Regions from separate parts of the Homo sapiens genome. Here region 1 is linked to region 2. The links are chromatin loops, found by intact Hi-C in ENCODE. Cell type or tissue: dorsolateral prefrontal cortex. All regions are shown on one strand. Links, peaks and the distances in the headings refer to the core of each region. The heading gives the core; the rest is flanking DNA. Region 1 holds the start of LOC102723870 (a long non-coding RNA gene). Region 2 has its middle 6.2 kb from the start of BSDC1.

Evidence for each region. Peaks named below come from ENCODE experiments on the same cell type or tissue, not always from the same donor. Only the 100,000 strongest peaks of a DNase experiment are listed, where the experiment ranks them.
Region 1: it touches region 2 in a loop (2.0-fold over the local background); 6 of 110 quality-filtered maps call a loop at or near these places.

The regions. Positions count from the first base shown.
Region 1 is chr1:32,610,878-32,613,787 of GRCh38, forward strand. LOC102723870 (a long non-coding RNA gene) reads right to left here and starts at 1,613. Exons shown (of 3, transcript XR_426677.5): 1 at 1,166-1,613. RefSeq lists an enhancer at 1,129-1,630 and a silencer at 1,399-1,508. In dorsolateral prefrontal cortex, for the core only: a CTCF peak has its summit at 1,447 (motif pointing right); DNase peaks (open chromatin) are centred at 793 and 1,454; H3K4me3 peaks cover 1,635 bases; H3K27ac peaks cover 965 bases.
Region 2 is chr1:32,399,222-32,402,131 of GRCh38, forward strand. It overlaps the pseudogene GAPDHP20. Among named protein-coding and RNA genes, the nearest start is that of BSDC1, 6.2 kb to the left of the region's middle. RefSeq lists an enhancer at 1,572-1,691. In dorsolateral prefrontal cortex, for the core only: CTCF peaks have their summits at 1,788 (motif pointing right) and 1,997; a DNase peak (open chromatin) is centred at 1,810; H3K27ac peaks cover 1,216 bases.

The DNA.
Region 1 (2,910 bases), core at 266-2,765, 210 kb after region 2:
ACTTTTTCTGTATACTGAGGAAAAAGTCCACAAAAAACCCAGGAGTTGAAAACCCCAGCTGAAAGTATTAGCACCACGTGTTAAAAAATGAAGGCCTTGAGATATGGCCACATTGGTTCACTCCTGTAATATCAGCGCTTTGGGAGGCTGAGGTGGGAGAATCACTTGAGGCCAGGAGTTCGAGGCCAGCCTGGGCATCAGTGACATTCTACCTCCACCAAAAAAACCCAAAAAATTAAAATTAGGCGGGCATGGTGGCACAGGCCTGTAGTCCCAGCTATTTGGGAAGCGAAGCTGGGGCGGGAGGATCCCTTGAGCCCAGGAATTCAAAACTGCAGTGAGCTATGATTGCGCCACTGCACTCCAGCCTGGGCCACATTGTGAGACACTGTCTATTAAAAAAGTAACAAATAGATAAAAAAGCCTGGGTTTTTTCTCCCTAAACAATGGATATCACGTTCAAGCAAGTGAACCCTCTATAAACCATGACTTTATATATTATTTTCAGGGATGACTATGCCAGTGAGCGAGATTAAGGGGTAGAAACTCTTCCTTTTCAGTCCTGTTTTTCGTCACAACTACTTTTCCTGGAAAGTTATTCAGTCTAACAGCTAGACCCCCCTTCCCCCACCGCCCCCGTCGGAGAGGCCTGGGATTTACCAGACACTCCTAAAGCTAGATTAGCTAGACTCTGGGGGCGATAGGGGGAAATAGGCATTTTTCTGTCGTGTGTAGTGGACGCCTTATAAAAAGCCCACATTTGGCCCGGCGCAGTGGCTTACGCCTGTAATCCCAGCACTTTGGGAGGTCGAGGCCGGCGGATCACCTGAGATCAGGTCAGTCTGGCCAACATCGTGAAACCCCGTCTCTACTAAAAATACAAAATTAGCAGAGCGTGGTGGTGGGCGCCTGTAATCCCAGCTACTCGGGAGGCTGAGGCAGAAGAATCACTTGAACCCGGGAGGCGGAGGTTGCAGTGAGCCGAGATCATGCCATTGCACTCCAGCCTGGGCAAAAAGAGCAAAACTCCATCTCAGAAAAAAAATATAAAAATAAATTAAAAAATAAAAATAAAAAGCCCACATTTGCCAGGCACCGACTAGATCCAGCACCGTCCTCATTTAAAACAGTTGGACTTGGGGGGTTGTGCACTGGAATGACTAACCTGGAAGCCACGCCACGACTCAGGGGCGGAGGGGACTCGAATCCGCGCGATCAGATGCCGCCGCAGGTGCTTAAGACCTGCAGCCTACAGAGCAAGCCTATCTTATCCCCACTTTAGGAAAAGTTGTCTGGTGTTACTTAAGGTTATGACATTGTGCTCTGTGAAGTCACTTGCGTCCCCGACACCTCCCAACTCAGCTGGGACTGGCCAGTGCCCTGCTCCCTGACCTCGCCGCGGCGGCCAGTAGGAGGTGTCGGCGCCCCAGGAGTCCGCGGCCGAGCCAATGGGAGCCGCGAGAAGGGCCGGGGCGGAGCCTGGACGCGTGATGCCAGGGAACCACTCCCGTGGGATTTGGCCAGAGGCATCTCACTGGCGTCCTGTCGCCCAGGCTGGGGTGCAGTGGCTCGATCTCAGCTCACTGTGACCTCTGCCTCCCGGGTTGAAGCGATTCTTCCGCCTCAGCCTCCCTAGTATCTGAGATTATGGGCGTGCGCCACATGCCCGGCTAATTTTTTTGTATTTTTATTAGAGACGAGGTTTCACCATGTTGGCCAGACTGGTCTTGAACTCCTGGCCTCATGTGATCCACCCACCTCGCCTCCCAAAGTGCTGGGATTACAAGCGTGAGCCACCGCGCCTGGCCTGAAGTGCAGGCTTTTGAATATAGATGCTCAACGAAGATATGGGAGAAAGAAAGCTAGATTAGCACAGGAAAAAGCCACAGTAGATAAGTAGGAGACGGGAAATAAGTCTGGAGAAGAGAAAGGAGAGGGAAAAGCAGAAACGAGTGACTCAGCCTGCCCAGCTTAATAAACTAAGATTCTAGCTACCATGTCACTTGTGCAGATGGCACGGGCTCCCAGGGTTGTCTCTAGAATGATGACACCCCTTCACCAAGCACTGTGGACCTTCTTTAGAATTAAAGAGGGGGCTGGACACAGTGACTGACGCCTGTAATACCAGCACTTTGGGAGGAGGAAGTGGAAGGATTGCTTGAGGCCAGGAGTTTGAGACCAGCCTGGGCAAAATACTGCCTTTGCAAAATTATGACTGAGACAGTGGAAAGAGATCTAACCTGACTCCATCTTGCTTCTAACCTCCAAGCTATCCTTGTTCATTCCTGGGTGGAGGCTGAACTAACTTCGGGAGAAACTTATAGTTTATAGTTTAAAACAAAGATGATAACAGCCCTTTCCCAAAACAAACCTCCTTGCCTGGGGACTAGGCTGCCTTTGTAGGACTAAGAAATTAGCCACAAGATTAGAAATTATGGTTTAGGATTCATGCAGCTGGAGGTTACAAAATCTTGACCCTCCCTAAACTGCTCTTCAGATCAGTGTTTGAGATATTTTGCAGACCCTGCACTTGATGGATCAGCTGGGACCACCCAGATCGATAAACTGGCTCATCTGATCTTGTGACCCCCCCCCCCCCACACCTAAGAACTGACTTAGCGCAAGAAGACAGCTTCCACTCCCTATGATTTCATCTGTGACCTGACCAATTAGCACTCCCGGCTCACTGGTTTCCCCCCACCCACCAAGTTGTCCTTAAAAACTCTGATCCCCAAATACTGGGCAAACTTAATTGAGTCATAATATAACTCTGGTCTCCCGCAGAGCCAGCTCTGCGTGAATTACTCTTTCCCTATTGCAATTCCCCTGTCTTCATAAATCGCCTCTGTCTAGGCAGCAGGTAAGGTGAACCCACTGGGTAGTTATACTGTCTCCCAAAAAAACAGCAGT
Region 2 (2,910 bases), core at 260-2,759:
ATGATTGAATGCTACTGTTAACAGATCTAACGGTGCCATTGGGGTGAGCACTTTATACAGTGTACCTTCCCAAAAGCTCAATGAGGTGGGAACTATTTTTAATCTACATTTTATAAATGAAGAAGGTGACCAGGCACGGTGACTCATGTAATCCCAGCATTTTGGGAGGCTGAGATGGAAGGATTGCTTGAGCCCAGAAGTTTGAGACCAGTATGGGCAACATAATGGCACCCTATCTCTATTATTATTATTATTATTTTGAGACAGTTTCACTGTGTCGCCCAGGCTGGAGTGCGGTGGTGCAATCTTGGCTTACTGCGACCTCAGCCTCCCAGGTTCAAGCGATTCTCCTGCCTCAACCTCCTGAGTAGCTGGGATTACAGGCGTGCACCACCACACCCAGCTAATTTTTGTATTTTTAGTAGAGACAGGGTTTCGCCATGTTGGCCTGGCTGGTCTTGAACTGCTGACCTCAGGTGATCCGCCTGCCTCAGCCTCCCAAAGTGCTGGGATTACAGGCATGAGCCACTGTGCCCGGCCTCTATTATTTTTTTTTAAATAAAAGTGAAAAAGCTAAGATTCTGAGATATGGGGTGACTTTCTCAAGGTAACACAGCTAGGAAATGGCAGAACTCGGATTTGAACCCAAGGCTGTCTAATAAAATCAAGCTTCTGTGCATTTCATGCTAGTCTTAACTTCTTCCAACCTTATGTCCTGCCTCCCCACCCAGATGATAGCTGCAGGCATCCTGTCCTTCGTTATCTTCACCTTGTCTCATTCCTCACCCCCAGGCCCAGCAGAGTGCTCGCCCATGATGTCCCTAGTGACTGTGGATTCAGTGGGACCCTTTGCTTGGGTTTCTTTGGTCTTCCTTATCTGTTCACCCCAGTACCTTGACCGTTGGCTCCTTTCACTGCCATAACCTCTGGCATCAAACATATTCATCCTTTTTTTTTTTTTTTTTTTGAGGCAGGTCTCACTCTGTCACCCCAGCTGGACTGCACTAGCATGATCATGGCTCACTGCAGCCTCAGCCTTCTAGGCTCAAGTGATCCTCCTGCCTCAGCCTCCTGAGTAGCTGGGACCACAGGCATGTGCCACCATGCCTAATTTAATTTTTTTTTTTTTTGTAGAGATGGAGTCTTGCTATGTTGCCTAGGCTGGTCTACGAACCCCTAGGATCTAGCGATCCACCTGCTTTGGCTTTCCAAAGTATTGGGATTACAGGCATAAACCACTGTGCCCGGCCAATGTCTTCATCCTTAACATTGGGATACTAATTCTGGTTGTTGTAATGACTAAAGAAAATAAATAAAACACCTAGCACATTGCAAGGCATAAAGTCCTCATGTAGGGATTATGATTGTCTTACCTCCTTACCCCTGTCCTCAGAGCCTCATACAATGCTAGGCGCTGGTAGAGGGCTAATGGACATCTGTTGAGTTAAACAGTATGTTGAAAGAACACTGGTTTGGGAGTCAGCAGAGCTAGATTTTAATACTGGTTTATGGGCAGTTGTCACTTTTTCTCTCTGAAATTCAGTTTTTTCACTGTCCTTGGGGCCTCTACAGTCTCCTGCAGCTCTTAGGCAAAGTATGAATGCAGGTAAATCCCACACCCTCAGACCCTCCTTTGACTCAAATCCCCCCTCTGACACTGCTGGACCCCTTTTGGCAGATGATTTTTTTCCTACTCCCCCTACCCACCCCATTAGAATTGGCAGGTGATTCTTATCCCAGGATCCTGGCTTTTGCTCCCAAGGAGCCCTGACACCCAGGTGCCACCAGATGGTGCTGTGGACTCATTCTTCACGGGAAGCTGGCTCCCGGGCTCCCCGGCTCCCTATCTCCCCGGCTCCTAGGAGAGGCCTTCTGGCTCCTCTGGACAGGGTGGGGTTCCTCCGTGGAAGGCTGCTAGGCCTGGGATAATCCTGGGAGGTGACTCAAGCCTTTCAGAAATTTCCAAGGCCCAAGCCCGCCCTCGGTTTGGCGTGCAGATTCCAGCATAGAGTTGGCAGGAGGACTGGCTGCGTAATTTGTAGAACCCAGTGTAAGACCAAAATGCCTAAGTTACTGATGCAGGCAGCACAGGGAATGCCTAAAAGCCCATGGACTGGTTCTAGTTCAGCCCTCTAGAGCTGATTGTTAACATTTCAGGAATTTTGGCCGGGTGTGGTGGCTCACGCCTGTAGTCTCAGCTACCTGGGAGGCTGAGGCAGCAGAATCACTTCAGCCTGAGAGGCAGAGGTTGCAGTGAGCAGGGATCGAGCCACTGCACTCCACCCTGGGTGACAGAGGGAGACCCTGTCTCAAAAAAAAAAAAAAAGAAAGAAAAAGAAAAAAAGGAATTTTAAAAGCTGGTTGTTGAACACGGACATTATTTAATTAAATTTTATAAACTTACCATTAAATAAGTTATAGAGCTGGGTGTGGTGGCTCACACCTATAATCGCAACTTTTCAGGCGGCTGAAGCAGGATGATCGCTTGAGCCCAGGAGTTCAAGGTTACAGCGAGGTATGATTACACTATTGTACTCCAGCCTGGGTGACAGAGCAAGAGCTCATTTCTAAAAAATAAATAAATAAAATAAAAACAAAGGTAATAAATAACCCAAACTCATCACTATGTAATTACTTTTATATATTTCACTATCATTTATGCTCACTTTACTTTTTTTGGCTGGGTACAGGGGACTTTATTGATGGTACATGACAAAGTGCGGTCTCATAGTCCCCTCCCATTCTTCAGGGAGCCTGGCATGGAAACAGTGTTCAGGAGGGGGAGATTCTCAGTGTGGTGGGGGACTGAGTTTGGCAGGGACTCCCCAGCAGCTGAGGGCCTCTCTTCTTCTCGTGCTGTCACTGGGGCTGGTGGTTCAGAGGGCCCTTACTCCTAGGAGGCCATGTAGA